5 separate regions of the Homo sapiens genome follow, and all the other regions are linked to region 2. A link is a loop called in an ENCODE intact Hi-C map of the cell type or tissue named here. Cell type or tissue: mammary epithelial cell. All regions are shown on one strand.

What was found. Hi-C counts contacts between places; a loop is a spot of excess contacts. Peaks named below come from ENCODE experiments on the same cell type or tissue, not always from the same donor. Only the 100,000 strongest peaks of a DNase experiment are listed, where the experiment ranks them.
Region 1: a loop joins it to region 2, with 11 times the contacts of the local background. A loop is called at or near these places in 84 of 110 quality-filtered maps.
Region 3: a loop joins it to region 2, with 6 times the contacts of the local background. A loop is called at or near these places in 12 of 110 quality-filtered maps.
Region 4: a loop joins it to region 2, with 7 times the contacts of the local background. A loop is called at or near these places in 9 of 110 quality-filtered maps.
Region 5: a loop joins it to region 2, with 6 times the contacts of the local background. A loop is called at or near these places in 10 of 110 quality-filtered maps.

What each region holds. Positions count from the first base shown.
Region 1 is chr7:94,286,913-94,291,912 of GRCh38, forward strand. All of the region lies in intron 2 of LOC112267858 (a long non-coding RNA gene), which reads right to left. Among named protein-coding and RNA genes, the nearest start is that of COL1A2-AS1, 100 kb to the right of the region's middle. In mammary epithelial cell, a CTCF peak has its summit at 2,259 (motif pointing right); a DNase peak (open chromatin) is centred at 2,279.
Region 2 is chr7:94,393,735-94,398,734 of GRCh38, forward strand. COL1A2 (collagen type I alpha 2 chain) reads left to right here and starts at 1,161. Exons shown (of 52, transcript NM_000089.4): 1 at 1,161-1,367; 2 at 4,014-4,024; 3 at 4,648-4,662. The coding sequence starts at 1,298. In mammary epithelial cell, a CTCF peak has its summit at 1,898 (motif pointing left); a DNase peak (open chromatin) is centred at 1,877.
Region 3 is chr7:93,900,898-93,905,897 of GRCh38, forward strand. No RefSeq gene overlaps it. Among named protein-coding and RNA genes, the nearest start is that of GNGT1, 3.2 kb to the right of the region's middle. In mammary epithelial cell, a CTCF peak has its summit at 2,093 (motif pointing right); no DNase peak of the experiment used is centred here.
Region 4 is chr7:93,712,909-93,717,908 of GRCh38, forward strand. It overlaps MIR4652 (microRNA 4652), which reads left to right and starts at 4,020; the gene lies at 4,020-4,097. In mammary epithelial cell, a CTCF peak has its summit at 2,510 (motif pointing right); a DNase peak (open chromatin) is centred at 4,553; H3K27me3 peaks cover 778 bases.
Region 5 is chr7:93,797,799-93,802,798 of GRCh38, forward strand. No RefSeq gene overlaps it. Among named protein-coding and RNA genes, the nearest start is that of MIR4652, 83 kb to the left of the region's middle. In mammary epithelial cell, a CTCF peak has its summit at 2,157 (motif pointing right); no DNase peak of the experiment used is centred here.

The DNA of each region.
Region 1 (5,000 bases), 110 kb before region 2:
AATCGCTGGAACCCGGGAGGTGGAGGTTGCAGTGAGCCGCGATGGTGTCACTGCACTCCAGCCTGGGCGACAGGGCAAGATTCCGTCTCAAAAAAAAAAAAAGTGAAGAATAGAGGCGCAAAAGCTGCTAACCTCCAGATTTCTTCCCTGACACCCCAAACTCTTTTACAACAGAAGTGTATCCCAAACTCTTGGCACTCTCAAATGCTGAGAGCCAGGTAAGGAAGAAAACAGCTACAGGCAAGGACAAGCCCCCGACATGTGGGTGGAAGCCTCTTTCCAAGGTTTGCGTTCATTTCCTCTGCTCAGTGATCCTAAATAAAATAGCCATTTTCCCACCATCCTGGCATAACTTAGGTGAGATTCCACTGTAGTGAACTAGAACTGGAGGTGAGAGAAAATTGCACTATTATTAAACTTTGCCTATCATCAGCCTTGCTTCCAAGAAAGAAAAGAAAATTTCTTTCTCTTTCTCCCTCCTTCTCTGTATGGCTTGATGCTGACCTAGATGCCCAATCCAATTCTTGCTTGTCCTATTAGTTTTATATTAATCTGTATTATACTTTAAATAGATTTTGAAGCAGAAGCTTACTTGGAAGACTCAACATTATTCATAAAACTATTAGTATTGAGAAGAATGTGTTGAGTTTCAAACTCTAAGTTTATCAGTAAATTTTGGTACTTACACCATTAGTACAGGGAACGGGATTTCTTATTCTGTGCTTCGTGATTCATATTTCCACTTCTTTGTCAATTATTCATTATTATGCAGCTTATAAGAAGGCATGAAGTTAACAATAACGATTATATTAATGATAGAGTGAGTTATTAAAATTTAGTTTAATAGCCACTATATTTGTGATGATAATTATAGTTATGACTAACTATGATTATAGCAGCCATTGTAATCATAATAAGCTCAGGATGGTTTAATGCTAATTGCTTCATCATAAAGAAATTAGAATATAGAACTGTAAGTGGATGTGGTTGTGATTATAAGGCAAAAGAATGTATGCAGATATTAGTTACTAGTTATTAACCTTCTCCATGAAACCAGACCAAAGAAAAAATTTTGATAAACCCAGACTTGGTTCAGATCTGCGTCAGGCCCCCTGAGAAAAAATGGGTATCATTCTTAAAACAACATGCCTTAAATTGAAACCAATTTGAAATTTAGAAAATGTGCTGATATGATACTGGGAACTTCTTTAATACCAAATGAGCTAGAGATAAAAAGTAATAGCATGGACACAGTCCTTGAAGCACACTAATGAAAGAAACTGCCAACCCATCAAGTTCATATGAAAATACCTACAAATGGAACTTCCTGGGGACTTTCCTATTGAAAAAGCCTGTGGAATGTTCTCCTGTCTTCATATTGCTTCATACAGCAGATGGTCACTCTGGGAAATATGTCAGTCATGACAACAACAAACTACGTGTGCCTGACAATTACAGAGATGGATGGATGAAATTTTGCAATTCATAAATCTTATAAAAGTCACTGTATTTGCCCAGTGATTATTTGTCCTTAACTCTACCCCACCTTACTTCTCCTCCAGAGAGATGCCACTTTGCAAGATTTCATGAGTAGCATGGTAAAGCCAATAATTTGGGGTGTTAGCTAACTGACAGAAATCCGAAGTAGGAGAAGCCAAGCTGAGCCAACGTGGTCTGTATGAGACAGAAGAAAATGTCAACTACCATATTTTTCTAATAAATACAAGATACATTCATTTTCACACATATTTGCTACAGATGGAAATTTCATTTAATGATGGCTGGTTGAGGACCCCAGCCAAGGGTGTATAAATACCAAGAAGACATCAATTTATGAGATGGGCTCCCTAATAAAGCAGCTACATAGAGAACCCAAGAACACCGCCATAGCTGATTTCTAATGAAATATTTAATGATAATGATGACATCAAGTTGCTCTCATTGAACCAACATATGTTGTTATGGAACCATAATAAAAATTTTGCATCATGAGAATTTCTGAGGGATTTAAGAATAAGAGCAATTCTTAACTGTTAGGAAAGTCCTGGGGGAGGAGAAAAAAGAAGGATAGGAAGATTTATTACTGATTTTCAATGTTGTGAAGTTAACTAAGTTTCAGTTATATCATGAGCGATAATCATTAGAAATCTTGAATTGATTTCCAATCTGTAGTGGATATGCTAGCTAAGAATTTTCCAAAGCTTTGTTGACTCTCAACACTCAGGCTTCTCAAGCCTCAGAGGCCTTCCCACCAGCAGAGGATGCTGTTTTTCCATGCATGGCATAACAACCCCCAACCACCTCCAATCCCAGTTCCACCAGGAAACAGTTCACACAGAGAAAAGATTCCTATTGGGCCATTTTGCAAGTGTGGTTTTGCACTTGAAACAAAGAGAAGAGACTCTTTCATTCAGCTCAAGTTAATTTAAATATTTTAGTGGTGATTTCTAAATCTATCATTTTTAAGGAAGTAAAAATATTGGAGTGGAGTGGGAATGAGCAAAACGCTGCTGTTTAAAATATAAGTATCAGTCACTGTTTTCTGTGATTTTCTAGCTCCCCTTTAGTGCATCTGAAAACAATGCTTTTCAATTAGGAGAAAGTGCTTATCTAAATGATCAGATTTTTCCCGCCTGTGAATAATGAAGCCAAAGTAAAGGCTGTGGTTTTTAGGACAAATGAAAACAAGAAAGTCATTCAAATTAATAATAATTTTAGAAAACTAAAGGGGGAAATTTTTATCACGATGGGAAAATGAAAAATAAAAAGGAGAAGAAGATAGGATTTGCCGGGAAATAAGCAGAGATAAAACAAAGCCCAAGAAAATGAGTATAATAAAAAGAAAAATAAGGAAAAAATAACTCATTCCTCTGAAAAGAAGAGCTTGTAAAAATACAAGCAGGATAAAATTAGACAGGGGCCCTTTCTTCCCCAGTAAGTAGCCTTTCACTCATTTTTCAAGCTTGTCTTGAGAGCCCCACGCACGCAGAGAACACTAGAGGTGCAAGGCATAAAGCTGAATGACACCCAGTTTCTGTTTATGATCATCTTGGGATCTAAAAGCAAAGATAAGCTATATAGAAACTATAATGGAAAGAAGAAAGTAATAAATGTCATGAGAAAAATAGGTATAAAGTATTATGACTGATAAGAAGAGAGAGGGCGTCACCCCTGTGTTGATGGATGAGTCAAGGAAGACTTCATAAAAGAAACAGGTTTTCAGTTCGACCATTAAAGGATGAGTAGGATTTTTCAATAAGAGGATTTGGACATTCCTTATAAAGAAAAGAGATGACATGATTAAAGCTTCAGAGTTTGGAAAGTAATTTTTTCTTTAACTGCGAGTGTTTGAAGAAAGAAGAATGAGATACAAGACCAGTGAGAGGCTCTTAGAAATCCAATCACAAAGGTCCTTGCAAGTCAGGCTAAGAAGTGTGAACTTTATTTCTTAAGAAAAGGGGTTCTTAATATGGATTTGTGCATAATTTTCAAAGGATTCATGAAACTCCTTATGTATTTTTTGTAATTGAGTATTTTTTCTGGGAAAGATCCATGACACAAAACAATTCAGGGCATATAGAACACCCTTCCCATGGGGTATCTGTCCAACTCCCAAAGACCCCTCTTTATTTAGAGGCTGACCTTGAACACAAGGATATGGCCTCTAGTGGCCAGAGTTGTACAGTCTGACCTTGCTCCTATAGTCTCAGCTGAATGAAGCTGAGCAAACAACTGGCTCACTTAGGCCCAATCAGACCCCAAATGTGTACAGATTTGAACTGAGAGCCTAGGGTTGTGGGAATTCATTTACTTCAATAATAGAATTCTAGAGAAAATATTCATGAATTCCTTATTCTGAGATACCTGTCACTAGTTTGATTTCTGCCCTTCATGATGCTGGATTGTTCAAGCCTTTCTTGACCTTTGTGAGAAACCACAGTATCCATCTAAATATTCTTTTTTTTTCTCAGAGTGATTAGGCAGAGTCAATTTCTTTTGCTTATAACCAAAAGAATGATGACTGATACAGAAACTCTATTTCAAACACTGCAAAGAGACAGTGAGAAAGTATTAGAACATTTGCACAGGGGCATGACAGCTCCTAAAAATTATTTCAGAAATGTGGGAGTTATATTTACATTGTTTTTCTCTATCCCCAATTCTCAACATCAAATCAACACTATCTTTTACCCATTTTTCCTGCAGAAGCTGTCTAGTACTCTTTCCCACCACAGCTATCCTGGTTCAGGTCCTAATCATTTCTCTCTTAGACCATTGAAATGAGCTTCTAAATGGTCCCCCAACTCCAATCCATTCCCCACACTGCTGACAAGTGTCTTTTGCAACTCATGTAAGATTATGTGAATCTTCTCAAAAATCTTAACCCACACATTTCTAGTGAAAAAGTCTAAACTCTAGTCCAGCATTCAAAGCTCTTCAGAGTCTGGCCACAGTCTACATTTTCAACATTGTCTTGCACAGACAATACTCTCAAAGTCACCAAACTCCATATCGGATTTTATGACTCCAGGTCTCTATACATCCCACTCTCCATGTTTGAAATAACTTATTTCTTCTTATCCTGGTCACTCAACATAGATATCACTACCTTGTCCTTTTCTGTTACAACCCAGCAAAATTATCCCTTCTTCCTGTATATCCTTGTAGCAGATTTTATTACAATTCGGCCACATTATAGCACTCTGGGCACCTCTGCCTCCTCTACTATCCTATGAGCTGCTCAAGGGCATGTCTTATTTATCTTTATATTTGGGACCTAAAGCAATGCCTTCCAAGTGGGTACTTGATATATATTTAATGGACATGAGAGGGAATTGATGGATGTAAGAATTAATGAAGGTGATAAAGAATACATATTCAAAGAGGTAAAGAGAGGATGTGATTATGTATTATGGCTAATCTCACAGCAGTTTGGGAAGGAAGGATTGGTCAAGAGTGTCCAAGTCTAGAGAGAAGTCAAGGGGAGGATCTTGGGTGGG
Region 2 (5,000 bases):
TACGAAGACCCCAAGCTCGAATCAGAAGGGCCTCTGGATGTGCTAGGGGAGGTGCTTGGGTGTGGCTGTAAGAGATGGGACAGAGAGTAAGCAGCAAGGTCAAGAGGGACCGGGGGGCTCACGGGAGGGTTGAAGGGTCCAGGCTCAGGGTAGAACTGGTAAATCCAGACAAGGAGCCCATGGAGAAGGGGAGGGGAGACTGGAAACCATGAAAGATCCCCCACCGCAGCCTCAGAAAGGAGAGACTGAGAAATAAGTTCTCGGTCTCCAGGTCGGTTGGAGTCGTGTCGGAGTGCCAGACCATCCCCCAAAAGACCCTCTTTGGAATGAGCCTCAGCAAAGGCAAGCTAGGAGGTCGAAGGACTTCCCCAGGTGACTCGGTCTAGTCTAGAGTTCGCAAAGCCTATCCTCCCTGTAGCCGGGTGCCAAGCAGCCTCGAGCCTGCTCCCCAGCCCACCTGCCAACAAAAGGCGCCCTCCGACTGCAACCCAGCCCTCCACAGACAGGACCCGCCCTTTCCCGAAGTCATAAGACAAAGAGAGTGCATCACTGCTGAAACAGTGGGCGCACACGAGCCCCAAAGCTAGAGAAAAGCTGGACGGGGCTGGGGGCGGGGTGCAGGGGTGGAGGGGCGGGGAGGCGGGCTCCGGCTGCGCCACGCTATCGAGTCTTCCCTCCCTCCTTCTCTGCCCCCTCCGCTCCCGCTGGAGCCCTCCACCCTACAAGTGGCCTACAGGGCACAGGTGAGGCGGGACTGGACAGCTCCTGCTTTGATCGCCGGAGATCTGCAAATTCTGCCCATGTCGGGGCTGCAGAGCACTCCGACGTGTCCCATAGTGTTTCCAAACTTGGAAAGGGCGGGGGAGGGCGGGAGGATGCGGAGGGCGGAGGTATGCAGACAACGAGTCAGAGTTTCCCCTTGAAAGCCTCAAAAGTGTCCACGTCCTCAAAAAGAATGGAACCAATTTAAGAAGCCAGCCCCGTGGCCACGTCCCTTCCCCCATTCGCTCCCTCCTCTGCGCCCCCGCAGGCTCCTCCCAGCTGTGGCTGCCCGGGCCCCCAGCCCCAGCCCTCCCATTGGTGGAGGCCCTTTTGGAGGCACCCTAGGGCCAGGGAAACTTTTGCCGTATAAATAGGGCAGATCCGGGCTTTATTATTTTAGCACCACGGCAGCAGGAGGTTTCGGCTAAGTTGGAGGTACTGGCCACGACTGCATGCCCGCGCCCGCCAGGTGATACCTCCGCCGGTGACCCAGGGGCTCTGCGACACAAGGAGTCTGCATGTCTAAGTGCTAGACATGCTCAGCTTTGTGGATACGCGGACTTTGTTGCTGCTTGCAGTAACCTTATGCCTAGCAACATGCCAATGTAAGTGCCTTCAGCTTGTTTGGGGGAGACTGGGTAGAGAGGTTAGATGGGAGGGCACCCTGCCCTGAAAAGGAAAACCTGTAACCTGAATTCCAGGTACACTTGGAGGGCAGACTCTCAGGCATGTGGGAAAACGCCGGAATTGATAAGAAACATGGAAATTACTTTAAAAAATGAAAACATAAAAGCCTTGCCAAAAGTTAGGGAACTTTTCCTCTAAGTTCAGAGTGAGACAGTTAACTCGGTCTGGCTCCTCAGCTTAGTAACCCCCAAAGGGAGCGGAAGGTCTTTTTCCCTAAGGATGAGATATTAACGACCAATGTGGTGGAGGAAGTCAAGGGCCTGCACCCCACAGGCCCCATAACCGCACTGATGTCCACCTTGTAAAACTTGAGGCCTGCGTTAGAAAGCCCTTCAACTGAGTAATGTAAAACTCACCTCCTAAGAGCTTTTATCTTCTGGGCATTGTAAGGCTTGTCCGGAGGAGGAGGATGACGATGCTGATATGATGATGGTTATAAGGCGCCCTCTGGAGGAAGGAAAATGAAAGTACAGGGGACAGGGCCTTAAGCAGATGGAATCCCAATTAAAGCTTCTACGGATTTATACAGATTAATGATCAGCATTTCTGGTTGGAGCCTTTCCCAGTGGCTAGTCAGTGAACCCTGGAAAGAAGAATGGATGCTACTTGGAGTGGGTACATTCTGAAAAGTAATATAAGTGTCTCAATTCACTTTCTAGTCATGGAAATGGTAACATTTTTTAACTCAAATCTGCTCTAAATTTTGTTTGAGCCTGAGAATTACCCCTTTGACATGTTCCCAGTGATAAGCAAACATTATGAACGCAGCAAGTTGAGAAATATCAACATTGAGATGAGACTCAAGAGACCGGGGTTTTTCCCATGAGTCTGACACCAATTTGCTGCGTGACTTTGGGCAAGTCAAACGGCCTTTTCTAAAATGTGAGACAGAGATTAAAGGGACCCCAAGGCCACTTTCCAGCTCTAGGTTCCATGGCCAGACTTTCATGTCAACAGAGAATGAAGAAGATCAGTCCGTTTTCATCTTGAAAATGGCTGCCAAAGTGCTAGACAAAGATATTGACTAGATGGGGGATGGTATTGTCTGACCACACCCAGTACTCCAAAAAGTTGTTCCACCCACACAGCACGGTGTCTACCACTGCATAATTTCTAATGCATTTGTGTGCTTGTGTGTGTGTGTGTGTGTGTGTGTGTGTCTGTGTGTCTGTGTGTCTCTTCCCCCTTCATTCACTTTTAGTATACATACTGTGGATACTAAGGAGTAATTGCAGTGAACAAATTCACATTACCGAGTTCATATTTTTAATGAGATCTTGAGAGTGGGAGGAAAGAGTCGGCTCCTAGAGAATAAAATGAAGGCAGACTTAGGGAAATTTGAAGGTACAAAGGCAACTTACCTTCTGATCAACAGCCAACCACAGTCTGGAATAAATGTTATCAAACACACATTCTTCAAAATGGTCCATGTCTGAGTAATTAAAAGGCAAATTTCCAAAATCATAAGGACTTCCGTTAATCAAGTCAGGCATAATTATTCTTCCTACTGATGGACACAATGAAGTAAACATATCATTCTTGTAATTTAACAGTAATTCTCGTAAATTGCCCTTAAATGTCAGTGCTGGATGTGGTCCACCCTCCTAAATTGTGACTGTTGCAACAGATGTTCTCACTTCAAATAACGCACTTCTTGGCCACCTAATTAAAGCAATTTTTGGGGTGATTCATCCTACTGCAAGCTTGGCCACACTTGTATCCTGTATTAACCTATAATTTTTGTACCGTAGGAGAAGAATTCACTCTTTAAGGACTTATAACAATTATGGCAAAAGGGGGGATAGTACTTTTGTTTATTTTTTCTATTATTTTTCAAGATCTTTAATCCGGTTTTTCCATTTATACAAAACTCTTTCTCCGAGACAAAAATGATACATATTGGTAAAATGATCTTACCTAATTTAAGTGAACTAATTTAAAGCAAAATTCAGATGTCTGAATTAATCCATTTTCATAGTTAATAATGTGCAAATTAGACCTTTTGAAAAAGGATATTAAGAATGGTACAAACTCAATGAAGTACTAGGTAACTTCAATGTTTTATAAAAAAGTAAGTCAGCTTCAATGTTTCATAAAAAACAAATTCAATATAGAATTTTAAGGTAACATACTTTCCTAAATTTTACCTTTTTTCGATATTTAGGTATTAAAAATGATCAAAATCATAAATTATTTCCTCATCAATCTACTAGTCTTACATTCAGCGATTCATCTGTGCACTTTACCAGCTTAATTGCTAAGCATTCAAAATATCCTTCAGACACATTAATATTTCACAACAGTTATAAAATAGTAAATAATTAATAATTTAATTCAAAATACATTTACATATTAATATTGCAAACAAATCACCCTGCTGATCCCTGCCATACTTTTGACCTGCATAATTTCTAGGTCATTAAAATATTCTTAAAAAAATATAATTGGTCCTTAATTAGGTAATTCAATTCTATAAACTTGTTTCTCTATTTGTTAATTATTGCTATTGATCCATGAAGTGATACTAATAATTGTTTCCTACTTTTTCTTTTTTTTTTCTACAGCTTTACAAGAGGTGAGTAAAACTTTTTTTAGAATTTTTAAAAATACTTTGATTCCCTTGGCTACAGTGATGTCTTCTCTTGGAAGGGAAGAAGTTACATTAATATTGACCATCCTAGATTCCCAAGAAAATTGTGAAGAATTATGATAGTCAAAACCTTTCTGGCTGCCTTAGAAAGTACCCACCCAATTTTCCAAAATAGGCGGGGCTACTGAATAAGACTAGGTTTATAAAATATTCATAAGAAATATAGAGTAAATAATCCAATAGAAGTTTGAGTTTTAGGATCAGCTTCTATGAAGCAGAAGATTTCACTGAGCTAGAGAATCTTTTCACTCCTTTGGAATTATTTGCAAAAGCACTTATTGTTAACACATTCTTAGCTCATGAGTTGAATTTGAGGCATAAGTACAGGTACGTATTGCTATGTATTTTTTGTTCTGTAGGTACATATTTTTATTTGACATGTTGGTAAAATTTTAAATTGTAGTTTGAAATATTAAACTGAGATAATAGTAAATGCATAATGTAATGAATTGTGAAGGTATATTTGTATACTACACCAAAATGGAAGCTGTTTTTAAATATATATATACAATTTTCTTCATAATAATCTTTGATTTATTCTTTTCTAGGAAACTGTAAGAAAGGTAAGAGTACACTACTTCTCCATAAATATCTAAAATTATCAGGGATAACATAATTTAACTAAATTTATAGTAGACTATAGAAGGAAAATACTTTATCAAAATTTTGTTCATATGAATATACATTAGCTAAAGCATAAAATAAAGTAGCTTTGATGTTTAAGATAACAAAGTTTAATTATCTTCTGGAATCATCTGTAATTACATTTATGTGATACAAACTGGTGATTTACATACAAAAGGAAAAAAAAAGACTTGTTTTTATTCTGGAGATGGAAGGCATATTATGTTAATTATAGGGAGTAAAAAAAGTTTATTTTAAAGGGCTTTGACTATATAAA
Region 3 (5,000 bases), 490 kb before region 2:
GTAATTAATCCTCTATAAAAACAAATAAGTTTTTTAAATAATTTGAATAATTTCTCCCTTATCTAGCCCTTTATAAATTAAATATTTTATTTATCAGGTATTTCTACTTCAAAATACACTTACGGATAATGTGTAAAAACAAACAGAAAAAAAACAGGTGGCCTTTTAACTTTACCTCAGCTCATTTTAATTCTAGAATAAATTAGCAAGAAATGTAATGGAAGCTCTGAAAGACATCATGAGATACTTAACCTACTCTATAGAGTTCTATCTTCCCAAAGTGTTTAACAAACACTAAAACGTGGTACATTTAAGGAAGCTTCCTACCCCTCTATTTATGACCTCCATGATGTGCTTGCATTGCTAAGCATATCTACCTTTCTTTTTTACACTTTGTCAATGCAACAGTGTTTTCTGAGAATGCTCAATGTATTGAGATGTAAGCATTAAAAGTGATTTATGTTTTTACAGAAATTGCATCAGCAACTATGCTATGTTGAATTGCCATTTCCTAATGAGTAGCTACTCTTTAACAATCATTTAAACTGATATCATCATTGTGGGTCATATTTGGCTAATAAAAACTCATTCTAATATTTAAGACCAAGAAAAGTCAAGACAATGTACATTTCCTCTACCACTTCTGGGGCTCTATGACCATGAATTTCATCTAATCCAGAGTCTCATTTGTACAAGAAGTATTTTGTAATGGCCTGTTTAAAACCATCAATATAGTGAGGCTAAGGCAGGAGGATCACTTCAGCTCAGGAGTAAGTTTATGGATCTATGGATGGGATACAACTCAGAAATACTTCTCCTACTCCCGCCCTCTTCTTCCCTGATCAGCCTGGGCAACATGGCGAGATCCCATCTCTATTAAAAAATTAAGTTAGCTGGACGTGGTGGCGTATGTCTGTAGTCGCAGCTACTCAGGAGGTGAGGTGGGAGGATCACTAGGGCCTGAGAGGTCAAGACTGCAGTGAGCAGTGATTGCACCACTGCACTCCAGCCTGGGTGACAGAGTGAGACCCTGTCTCAAAAAAAACTCACCAAACCCATCAGTATGGTACCTGTATTAGTCAGGGTTCTCTAGAGGGACAGAACTAATAATTAAACTAAATAATTAAACTAATTGTTTAATTTATATATATATCATATATATATGACATATATATGATATATATATAAAGTGGAGCTTATTAAGGAGTATTAACTGACACAATCACAAAGTCCCACAATAGGCTCTCTGCAAGCTGAGGAGCAAGGAAGCCAGTCTGAATCCCAAAGCTAAAGAACTTGAAGTCAGGTGTTCAAGGGCAGGTAGCATCCAGCACAGGAGAAAGATGTAGGCTGGGAAGCTAAGCCAGTCTAGCCTTTTCACCTTCTTCTGCCTGCTTTTTAATCTGCCTGCACTGGCAGCTGACTAGATTGTGCCCGCCCAGATTAAAGATGGGTCTGCCTTTTTCAGCCCACTGACTCAAGTGTTAATCTCCTTTGGCAACACCCTCACAGACACACTCAGGATCAATACTTTGCATCCTTCAATCCAATCAAGTTGACATTCAGTATTAGCCATCACAGTACCTAAATTATATTTATAAAATACAAAAAATCAGCAAATTATATAGACTAAATACAATATGAAAATATTCACCATGACTATACATAATGAAATAGATTTATGTATAGAATTACCACGGACATAGCAGCCGAGAATAGATACACATATATCAAGCCCATGCCTACATAGAGTGATATGATTTTCTGAAAGAGAAACAAAAATTATTGGTTAATGGTCTTCCTTTTATTTATATGCATTATTGTAAAAAGTGTATATAATAACCAAGAAAAATATTTTGTTTCTATGTAAAATGAAGTGAGTTTCAAGGTTCAAAGAACTATAAATATGGCTTTTGCATATGTGGAAGCCTGGCATATCTGACAGTCATGCTGAATGTGTCACATTTCATCTTATGCTGCAGGATCCCAGAAAATGCAAGATATCTGACATTCCTTATCCATACCCACAAAAATTATGGAATACTGTTATAAACAAGCTGACATATTTTCATGAGGGCCCCTAGGGGGCAGTATTGCCCCCATTGAGAACCAGGGATCTATGGATGGGATACAACTCAGAAATACTTCCCCCACTCCCACCCTCCTCCTGCCTTTTATTGGACCTTAGATACTCTGATGGTAGTGCAGGATGGAGGAAGAAGTGAAAGGGCAAACATCTCCTTAACTAGGGTATGCTTTCCCCCAGGCTGGCTGTAATAGCAGTCTTAGCTTGTTTGTCTATAGATCTTCACTCTTCCCCTTAAATTTTGACTAAAGTTGGGGTGGGGATGTTTGGCAATAGGGATAATAATCTGACCTAGTCTCTTAGGACTTTTTTGTGGAGAAGTGGACCAACCTGAAAGCTTAGAATATGAGGGGCAGCTTTAGTGCTATTTGTCATCAACTCCGGACTTTCTATGTAATTCTGGGGTATGAAGAAAGAAATCCACTCCTTTACACTAGTTTGAGAGAGACGTGCTGGAATGAAAAACACCTCAGTTCAGACATGCTGGAATGAAAAACAAACACCTGTATTGTAACCTCAGCTCCACTGCCTCTCATTGTTTAATTTAGGGCATTCAAACTCCCTGGAATGCCTTTGCCTCATCTGCAAAATGGAATAGGGAGTAAAGTAGATGATATTAAATTTGAATTATTTGAACCATTGACTTCAATATAACACTAAACATTTGGAATCTCCATGCAGACAATATTCACTGTTCTTCTTTGTGTCCTTGAAATAAGTGAAAATTTTGGTCCTCTTTTTTTCTCATATAAGACCTGTGCCATCAAATTTGGTAAGAATTCTAGAATCTTCTAATAATATGTTTGCCCTAAATAAAGTGTTTTAAATGTTTAATATTATTGAGCATGGTGAATCACAGCATTTTAGAGTTAAGAAATCATTTATTGATAAAATGAAGTTAGAAAAATTGGATGTTTTTCTATGTTTAGGTAAATGCATATGACATAGGTTAGGTGACTTTGTCAATACTTCCTGATCTCTTCTATATACCAAACAATATACAGAACAATAGAAAGTAATGAGGACGTAAAAGTCATGCAAGGTATGATCTCCCTTGTAAAGGCTCTAAAAATTCACTGTGTCTTCGGTTGGGTTTGCTAGAAGCAAAGCCTAAGACAGGAATTATTGGGTAAGAAAGTTTTCCAGGGCAAGCTCTCAGGAGAAACTGCTAGAGGAGTAAGGCTAGGGCAAGAGGAGAAGTTAGTCAAAAGTGGTTTCAGAAGTCTAGCATCATTCTAAACCCATGGAAAGGCTCTGGAAGTTTCTCAGTTACAACAAAGTTTTTCAGCCCAGAAGCAAGGGGGCTGGGCTGATAGGACCCCACATTAGCCAGCCTTTTGCTCCAAGTCAACCTCAGGGGTCAGATGGGAGCATAATCTCCCAGGCATCATCAGGAAAAGTGTTGCCCATCAGACAAGAGCCAACCTGAGCAAAAGGTTTGCCCTTGACAGTCAACACCTGCAGCTGCTGCGGACTAGGTATCTTACCCTGGAAAAAAAGGAGAGCTGGGCAGTAACATCTGGAATGCATGATATTAAAGGAGTCAAATTATGTACGCATGATCTCCTTTAAGTGTATCAGTAATATCACCTATCTTCTTTAGAGCACCTATAAGATCACATACATTATATGGCAAGGGCCATATAAGAAAGTACAGTTTGAAATTCTGGAAGCACAACAAAGTGAATAACACCAGCTAACACGTGCAAGTGCTTGCTATGTACTACACGCCATTACAAAGTCCTTACCTATGTTACCCCCATTTAATACTCTCAACAAATCTACAGGGTAGGTAATATTATTGCCCCTATTTCCCTGTAAACTAAGGCACAGGCAGGTCAAGTAATTTGGTCAGTGTCACATGGCTAGCAAGTACCAGTAAACGATTATTTTGTTGGTAAGTATATGAGAGGGCTTCCTGGAATAGAGAAAATGAAATTCTAAACCCAACACAAGATCTACTAAATTAGAATCTCTAAGGTTGGACTCATAACTTTAACGAGTTTCCTAAAGTGATTTCTGCACACACTGGAGTGTGAAGAGCCATTACCTAAAGGAATTAAAAGTTTTCCAAAATGAAGAAAAATTGTGCAAAGAACAATGTCAAAAGGTAAAAATGATCATCAAAAATACTTAATGAAGTTTTATATTTAGTCTAAAAGACTGGGAAGGAAGATGAGAATAAAATTTGGGTTCCCAAATGCAAAACAGGCTTATACAGGAAGAAATAACCTTTGTATAGTCATAGTGTTTCTTAAAGAACAGAATAGCAAAAATAAAAACATAGGACACATTGGGCTCAAGTACCCACAGTGTGTTATTTTCTACCTCTATGTTGGCCTATGTAGACATTTGTCCCTTAAAATTATCTTAAACTTGAGACCATCCTGGCCAACACGGTGAAACTCCACCTCTACTAAAAATAAAAAAATTAGCTGGGCGTGGTGGCATGCACCTGTGGTCCCAGCTACTCAGGAGGCTGAGGCAGAAGAATCGCTAGAACCCAGGAGGCGGAGGTTGCAGTGAGCTGAGATCGCGCCACTTCAGTCCAGCCTGGAGACAGAGCGAAATTCCTACTCAAAAAAAAAAAAAAAAAAAAAAAAATTCTTAAACTACTACTTATCCGGAGAAAAACAAGGTATTTTAAGACTGGGAAGGGAAAGAATCTTCCTTCAATGGTTTTGGAAATGAAAACACCATTTAAATTCAAGGAAATAAGTTAATTGCTGATAGATTATTAGCAGAGTATTTTCATGTAGATGTAAAATGTTATTTTGTTCTCTGAAATAGTATGTGATCTATATACACTTACTTTTATAATAATACTTCATTACAAAAATTGGACTAGGGAGAAGGAGGAGACACTATAGGTACAATGCCATTTGGCTACACTGAAATCTTTCCCAGGCAATTT
Region 4 (5,000 bases), 680 kb before region 2:
ATCTATAAATGTTGTGTGTGTTCTGACTGTTCCACTGAGCAGCCATTCCTCCATCTCTCTCCTTCTTCCCAGGCCTCCTTATTCCCTGAGAAACAATATTGAAATTAAGCCGATTAGTAACTCTACAATGGCCTCTAAGTGTTCAAGTGAAAGGAAGAATGACACATCTCTCACTTTAAATAAAAAAGCTAGAAATGATGGAGCTTAGTGAAAAAGGCATATCAAAAGCTGAGATAGGCTGAAGGACTTCTTGTATCAAACAGTTAGCCAAGTTGTGAATCCAAAGGAAAAGTTCTTGAAGGAAAATAAAAGTGCTACTCCAGTGAACACATGAATAATGAAATGAAACAGGCTTATTGCAGATATGGAGAAAGCTTAAGTGGTCTGGATAAATTAAACCAGCAACAACATTTTCTTAAGCCAAAGTCTAATCCAGAGCAAAGTCCTAAGTCTCCTCAATTCCCTGAAGGCTGAGAGTGGGGAAGCTGTAGAAGAGAATTTTGAAGCTAGCAGATATTGGTTTATCATGTTAAAGGGTAAATAAAAAGTATCCATACCATAAGAGTGCCAGCTAAAGCAGCAAGTGCTGATGTAGAAGCTGTAACAAGTTATCTGGAAAATCTTGCGAAGATCATGGATAAATGTGGCTACACTAAACAATAGATATTCAATGTATACGAAACAGCTTTATATAGTATTGGAAGAAGATGCCAACTAGGAGTTTCATAGTTAAAAAGGAGTAGTCAATGCCTGCCTTCAAAGTTCTAAAGAACAAGCTGATTACCTTGTTAGAGGCTAATGCAACTGGCAACTTTTCGTTGAAGCCCATGCTCATTGATCATTCTAAAAATCCTAGGCTCTTAAGAATTGCACTAAATCTACTCTGCCTGTGCTCTATAAATGGAACAACAAAGCCCGGATGGCAGCACATCTATTTATAGCCTGATTTACTGAATATTTTTATCCCACTGTTGACACTTACTGCTCAGAAAAAAAGATTCCTTTCAAAAGGAATCTTCTCAAAATATTATTGCTCATTTACAAATGTCCCCAGTCAACCAAGAACTCTGATAGCAGTGTACAAGGAGATTATTGTTGTTTTCATGCCTGCTAACACAACGTCTGTTTTACAGCCTATGAATCAAGAAGTATTTTTTACTTTCAATTCTTATTAATTAAGTAATACATTGTGTAAGGCTGTAGCTGCCATAGACAGTGATTCCACCAATGGACCTGGGCAAAGTAAATTGAAACTCTTCAAGAAAGTATCACCATTCTAATGCCATTAAGAACATTCATAATTCATGAGAAGAAGCTGAAATATCAAAGTTAACAGGAATTTAGGAGAAGATTTCAACCCTCTTATATAACTTTGAGAGGCTCAAGGGTTCAATGGAGGAATCACTGAAGATATGGTGGAAACAGCAAGAGAACTAGAATTAGAAGTGGAGTCTGAAGATGTATCTAAATTGCTACAATTTCATGATAAAACTTCAGTGAATGATGAATTGCTTCATATGGATGAGCAAAGAAAGTATTTTTTTGAGATGGGATCTACTTCTGGTGAAAGATACTGAACATTGTTGAAATGAAAACAAATGATTTAAAATATTATGCAAACTTAGTTGATAAAGCAGCAGCAGGGTTTGAGAAGTTTGACTCCAGTTTGAAAGAAGTTCTACTGTGGGTAAAATGCTATCAAACAATATCACATGCCATAAAGAAATCTTTCATGAAAGGATGCATCAGTTGATGTAGCAAACTTCATTGCTGTCTTATTTTAAGAAATTTCCATAGCCATCAGAACCTTCAGCAATCACCAGCCTGATCAGTCCGCAGCCATCAACATTGAGGCAAGACCCTCCACCAGCCAAAAGATTATGAGTCACAGAAGGCTTAGATGATCATCAGCATTTTTTTAGCAGCAAAGTATTTTTAAATTAAAGTATATATTTTTTAGACATAATGCTATTTCACACTTAATAGACTAAAGTATAGTGTAAATATAACCTTTTTATGCACTTTGGAAACCAAAAACCTCATGAGACTTGCTTTATTGCAATATTCACTTTGTTGCATTTGTCTGGAACCAACCCACTAATACCTCTGAGGTATGCCTGTATTGTGTCTAATTTATTTTCTTATTACTTATCAAATTTTCCACAACAAGCATGCTTCTCCTTGCGTAATCAGAAAAGAAGTTATTACATTTTTTAGAAATGAAATCATTTAAATAATGAAAGAAGAATCACCCAATTTTATTTCAGAAATAAAACAGGAAGGGAAATTAAAGAGTAAAGGGAAAAGAAAAAATATTTTCTTGGGGTAAGGGTTGTAAGAGAAAAGGAAAGGTTTGTGCATATGTGAAAAAAGATTACTCAAAGTAGTATCAACCCAATTGTAGGTGTTAAGAGTTCAAAGATAGGAAGCTTTCTAGGGCATCAAAAACCCTCTAAAGATTTCGGAACTGCGGGAGGTAACATCTATCAAGAGAATTCGCCAGGGTGGCCGCCAGGGGTCTCCTGTGGACCAGGAAGCCTTGACCTAGGATAAGTCCATGGTTTATGAAGAGAGAAGGAGCCTGTCTTCATGGAAAGAGGGGAATGAAAAAGAAAGTCTTGTCCATATTTACGCGGCATAATCTTACATCCTAGAATCAATGAATGCTAGACCAGAAAGGAACTTGATGGATTTTCCAGCTTGGACCTCATTTTAAGATTAGGAAATTTAAACCCAGAGAGGTAGTGAGGACTAACCTGAAGTTACACAGCTGGTGAGACACACAGTTGGATAATACTACAGATATCATGGATGACTTTTATACCATCTTACACTGTTAAAAACTCAGAGACAATCAGTACATAGAATTGCCGCACTGCAACCACAAAGTGATTCAGGTGTTGAAAGTACTGATCTTTGGTATTATTTTCACATCATAGTAATGGCATATAATGTTTGGAAACATATTATATGCCTATTATAACTACTTCATATTATAATGTAGAACTTAGCTCAATTTTAATGTTCAAGAACTGTCAAATAAATGTCCATTATTCATTGTTTGACAGTTATGAATACTTTCTTTTCCCTTTCCTGGCTTAGACATCTTCAAGAATTAATCATTACACTCAGCTTTGTTGGTAGTGAAAAGAAAACAAGTGAAAATCTCAAAATATACCACTTTAAATATGCCATCCCTGTTAAATGTCCACATTTACACACCTGCATTGTGTGCAACTCTTTGGATTCTGTCCTCTGCCTGCATCGGGCTTCCTATATCCTTATCGCTTTCAGCCTCTCCTTTCTCCCATCTCAAAGATTTATCCGTACCTCCCTACTGGTGTCCCCTGGATCCTCATTGCCCAGCTTCCTCCTCCCTTGTCAGATGTAGCCTCTTTACTGTCATTCATTTGTACATCCATCCAATCCACAAATATTTCTTGAACTCCAGCTATATGCAAGCTCTTGTGCAAGAAGCTGTGGGATTACACAAAGCTGTGGGGTATTGTCAGAGATGCTTCTTCCCCACCTCCAATTCAACTTTACACCTCACAGGGTAAGCTGTAACAATTACAGATTGCTTTGCGGCCAGGTGCAGTGGCTCAGGCCTGTTGTAATCATAGCATTTGGGAGATCAAGGTGGGAATATCCCTTGAGCTCAGAACTTGATGACCAACCTGGGCAACATAGACTGTCTTTACTAAAAATTAGCTAGGTGTGATGGCACACATCTGTAATCCCAGCTACCCAGGAAGGAGGCTGAGGTGGGAGGATCGCTTGAGCCTGGACATCCAAGCCTCAGTGAGCCATGATCACACCACTGTACTCCTGGACAACTGAGAAAGACTCTCTCTCTCTCTCTCTATCTATCTATCTATATATGCATATATATAATATTATATATATAATACTTTAGATAACTAAGTTACATACTATATATATAACTATGCAAAAGTTGGTCAGACTGGAGTAGTGATGAGAGTGATAATGGCCAACAGTGATTCAGAATCGTTTGACTCTATTGGACGAGGGGACTGGTTAATAGAACTAACTAACCAGAACTATTTTGTTCTGTTAACCCATCCCCTCATCTAATAGAGTATAAACCTCAATATAAGCTCAACTAGGCTGAGTAAGGCCAAACAAGCAGTCCCCTAGTGTCAGACCAGAGAGAAAAAGTGATGAGAATTTTAAAAATCTTTGCAATCAATGTCAGTGGTGGTTGAGAAGACCTTCTGAAGGGAGACTATGTGATGAAGGATTACGAAGTGAAAGAAATGGTCAGCATATTGTTTCCATTGAAAAGACAGAAAATCTTAAATCCAAGGTCATGTTCCTGGCCTTGCTACTGACCTGTAGGCAACAACTCACTGAGTTTCAGACAGCAAGTCTCTCTTCTAACAAACAGCTGACAACACCTCCTCTTAAGTATTACCCAACCTCTGGCCCCAAAGCACTCCTCAGTCCTCCAGTGCTACAATAAGTCATAATGATTACTCAAATGAAATAGAGATCTTTATGAATGAATAAGTTGCGGTGGTATGAGTTTTGAAACCACATCCCAAACCACATAGTAGAGAACAACAAAATCAGGTCAACCCAGGTGCACTAAAGAGAACTTGCAAAGCCCTTAAACCTAGGAAAAGGAGGGAAGGAGAGGAGGAGAACAGGGAATAAGGGAGGAAGGGAATGAGGAGAGAGAGGAATGAAAGAAGGAAGGAACAAAGAAAGGGAGGGAGGGAACCAAAAGAAAGAGAAAGAAAAAGAAGGAAGAAATGGGGAGAAATGGGGAGAGAGAGAAAGAAAGAGAAAGAAAAGGAGGAAGGAAGGATGGAAGGAAGGAAAAGAAGGGAAGGAGGGAGGGAGGAAGGGAGGGGGGAATAGAGAGAGAGGGAGAGAGAGGAAGGGAGTGAGGGAAAGATGGAGAGAGGGAGGAAGGGAGGGAGGAAAGTTGAAAGCTTGTAGTATTTGCTGATTTTCATGGTGTATTTCCATCATAT
Region 5 (5,000 bases), 600 kb before region 2:
ATAACTGTGATGGTGCAGTTTTCTGGCCTACAGATGGAAATGTAATATTTGATATTAGAACAAATGTTAGGTATCATTTCAAAGAGAGTTTTTCACCAATAACTTATGACCCAAACAATCTGTTCCAGAAGAATGGCTCTGCAATATCTCAAACCTTTGTAATGTTTTTGCATTAATAATATATACATATACATAAATAATGTGTGTATATATATATACATATATATTTTTATTTACTTCCTTAAATTCAATTTGGTAGACATCAAGTTATAAATTATTCAGATAAATAGTTATGTCTCTTCTGCTTAGCAGCACTCATTTCAGTATTATGGACAATTTAACGTATCATTGGTCAACTTTATTAAAATTTTTCTTTTAGCTTCTTTCAGAAATATTTGCTTAAAATCTATATCTCTAGTGTGACCATTTTGAAATTTGTTTACTTTTACATGATCATTTTGGGTGGAAAATTTATAGTTCAACCACCTTTGTACTAAAAGCAATGGGATTTAATTTTGAAAGTGTCTGATAAGGACACTTTCAGGAAATCTTGCCATGAATAGAGAAATAGGACAGCACTCTCCTGTCATTAGAGTGCAATTAGACATTCAAAGTTGGAAGTTATTAGAAAGAATTATCTCTTGGAAGAAGTCTAAAATAAAATCAGCTATTGCCAGTTCAAGTGGAGAGTATACATTGACAAATTGTTTTGTATTTGGTCTCAAGTCTGCAATCAAATATTTTATGATATTTTTTATGAGCTCAGTTTTAGAAATCGTCTTACTATGAAGGTACTTGAAAATGCTAAGAGCCACAGCTAATTTAGCATCCCTTAGAAATTAATATAACTAATATTTATTGAGTACTTAGCATGTGCTATAAAGTTTACATGGATTTTTTTCATCATCTAATATTTTTCTATAAGAAAAAATACTATACTATCTTCACTTTATAGAAGAATGTCCAAAAGTTACCTCTAGGTTCTACAACCTTCTGAAGGTCACATGGGTAGCATGTGGTGGACACAACATTTTAACTTGGGCAATCTGACTTCAGCTCCTACATGCTAAGGTATAAAAAAACTATTACCCGAGTAGCATAGTACTGTGGCTAAGAACTATAAAATTAAATATGAGTTTAATCTTCACACTTTATCCTTTGCAAAAAAAAATGATATTAGGCAAACTACCTTTTATATTCTTTGTCTGAAAAATGGGGATTTTATATGTATATAGCAATAATTTTATACCTAAGTGTATAGGAGCTGAAGTCAGATTACTCAAGTTAAAATCTTGGGTTCTTCACATGCTAGCCCTGTGACTTTCAGAAAGTTGTAGTATATATGTGACATAACTATATATATATATATATATATATATATATATATATATACACACACACACACACACACACACACATACACACATATAGGTGTGTGTGTGTGTATGTGTGTGTGTCATAGGGTCATAGGTTTGTTGTAAGGTTTCAATAAAATATAAAGAAAGCCAGTAAAATGCTTCCTTTTTCTTTTCATACAAAAGCAGGGGTGAGGGATCCTTGAATTTTATACATCTCCATACATCTTCCAAAATAAAACCACACAGATCAAAAAGGGGAGCAAATAAAACTACCAATAGCTTATTCCTATATAACACCTGGAGACAGGTGATATTTCAAACCTCAGTTTATCTTTAACTAGAGAAAAAAATAACTGAAACTAGTAGAGTTGTCTCCAGAGCTCACATAAAAGCAGATGGTCAGGCAAGATATGGACAGAAGAGAAGAGTGTAACAGCAGTGATGGAACACAGAACACATGCTAGGGTTCAGGACTAGAGATATCCATGTTGACTGGGGACATGCTGAGAGCAGGTCCATGATCTGATCAGAATGCTTGGCTCCTAGACTACTAGAATATGGAGAGATTGGAAGGTCCATAGGCCAGAAGCAGCAGTCTTGAGAAGATACTGTTCTGGGGAAGAGTAAGCACCTTGGAGAGAGAGATCCCATGGAGGCATGATGGCAAGAGGAAAAGAAAGAAGTGACAAAGAGAAAGTCTCTAAGGAAATAAAATATTTTCAAAGAATTGGATGAAGATAGAAAATACCCTTTATTAAAGAAACTGCACTTTATTGTGGAAACAGAAGAGGGAGCTAGTGATGTAAGAATTTGGTAAATGTCAGGGTGAAATTTAGTACACCTTAGAAATACCCTGGCTATCCCCTTAGGATGACCTGCTGTTATTTGTTCAGCAAATTAATTAGACATCCTCACGAATATAATGAGGAACGCGGAATCCATTCACAGCTCTTATAAGAAGAAAACAGAAAATACTACGGAGGAGAAAATCTGAGCCAGAAACCCCATATTTTACGTATTAACTCTGCCTAAAATTCTGCCTTACCTTTGAATCACACATATTCAAGGCAGAAGCAAAACAGTGAAACTGAAGTTGAAATAATTGACTTGAGTTTTGAAAATGTTGCCTACCTAAGTCAGAGTTGGAGTTCAAGCCTAAACAAGTTATTTGCCTGCTGAAACAAAAATATCAACACTCTTTGGAGCAATGTAACAGAATTTAGAGCCTCTACAATATTAATATTCACAAAGTGCAAAATACAATTCAAGTTGACTCAATATAGAAAGGATAATGCTAAAAGGAAAAGATAATCAATAGAGCCCAATTCTGAGGTAACCTATATGCCAGAATTTTCAATCAAGGACTTTATAGCGGTTATTATAATGATGTTCAACGAGGCTAAACAATTCTCCTAATGAATGATAGTATAGGATGTGTTAGCAAAAAAACTAGAAAATATGAAAGATAGGCAAAGGAATATTAATGCAACATGCATACTTTTATAAGCAATTAACAGAATGAGTTTATTTAGAAAATGGAGATGACAAAGGAAATAGTGAATCTGAATATAGAGCAATAAAAATTATTCAATCTGAGTAATTTCAATTCAATAATTTCAAGTGAAATTGAATATAGATCATAAAAATTATTCAATCTGAAATAGAGAGGAAAAAGCATTAAAAAATTGGCAGTGCTAAAGTACCTGTGCAAAACATCTACCAAACAGGTAATTATAGTCTTAGTAAAGAGAAGAGAACGGAGCAGAAAAAAATATTCAAAGATATAATAGCTGAAATTTTTCCAAATTTGATGAAAGACAAATTTATATATTTTAAAAAATATGGCACCCCCTAAGCAGAAAAAAAAACCAAGAACACTATGCTTAAGCATATCACAGACAAATTGCTGAAAATCAAAGAAAAATGGAAATAAAGTAGAAAATATGATACAGGGAAATAATGATTTAAATGACATGGATCAGCACTTTGGGAGGCCGAGACGGGTGGATCACTTTGGGAGGCTAAGGTTGGTGGCTGAGGCCAGCCCAGCCAACATGGTGAAACCCTGTCTCTACTAAAAATACAAAAATTAGCCAGGCATGGTGGTGGGTGCCTGTAATCCTAGCTACTTGGGAGGCTGAGGCACGAGAATCACTTGAACCCGGGAGGCAGAGGTTACAGTGAGCTGAGATCTTGCCACTGCACTCCAGCCTGGGCAATACAGTGAGACTTTGTCTTTAAAAAAAAAAAATATATATATATATATATGTGTGTGTGTGTGTGTGTGTGTGTGTGTGTGTGTGTGTAGCATATATATTGTGTATATATATATAACATATATATTGTATATGTATCGTAGCCATATATATATATATATAGTAGCCAGAAGTTAAGGGGTAGGGTTTTTATGAGTTTCCTTTTTGTTTGTTTGTTTATACAAACAGTAAGTTATTATCAGCTTAAAATAATAAGATAGTATTTGCGAGCCCCACAGTAATTTCAAATTAAAAAACATACAACAGATACACAAAAAAATTAAAAGCAAGAAATTAAAACATACCACCATACAAAATCAATTTTACTGAAAATAAAATAGAAAATAAGGAAGAAAAGACCACAAAATAACCAGAAAACAAACAACTAAATGGTAAGAGTAAGTCCTTAGTTATCAGTAATTATATTGAATGTAAATGGACTAAACTCTTTAATCAAAAGACATAGAGTGACTGAATGTAAAATAAAAGAAAACAAGATGCAATAAGCTGTTGCATACATGAAAAGAAATATATTTCATCTATAAAGATACATGTAGGCTAAAAATAAAGAGATAAGTAAAGATATTCCATGCAAATGGAAACCAAAAAAGAGCAGAAGTAGTTATACTAATAGCAGACAAAATAGATTTGAAGACAAAACCTATAAGAAGAGACAAATATTGTCACTATATAATGATAAATGGATCAATTCAGCAAGGGGATATAACAACTTAAAACATATATGCACCCAACACTGGAGCATCTGGATATATAAAGCAAATATTGCTAGAGCTACAGAGAGGGATAGACCCCAATACAATAAGAGCTGGACTTCAACAACTCACTTTCAGCATTGGCCAGGTCTTCCAGAAAAAAAAAATCAACAAAGAAACACTGGACTTAATCTGCACTATAAACCAAATGGACCTAATAGATTACTTATAGAACATTTCATCTAATGGCTACAGAATACACATTCTTTTCCTCAGCATATGGATCATTCTCAAGGATAAACCACATGTTAGGTCACAAAACAAGTCTTAAAACATTTGAAAAAACTGAAATAATATTAAGCATCTTCTCCAACCACAATGGAAAATAACTAGAAATCAATAACAAGAGAAATTTTGTAAACTATACAAGTACATGGAAATTAAACAATATGCTCCTTAATGACCAGTGGGTCAATAAAGAAATTAAGAAGAAAATTTAAAAATTTCTTGACATAAATGATAGTGGAAACACAATACACCAAAACCTATGGAATACAGCATAAACAGTACTAAGAGGTAAGTACCTACATCAAAAAAGAACTTTAAATAAGCAATCTAATGATACATCCTAAAGACCTGGAAAATTAAGAACAAACCAAACACATAATTCATAG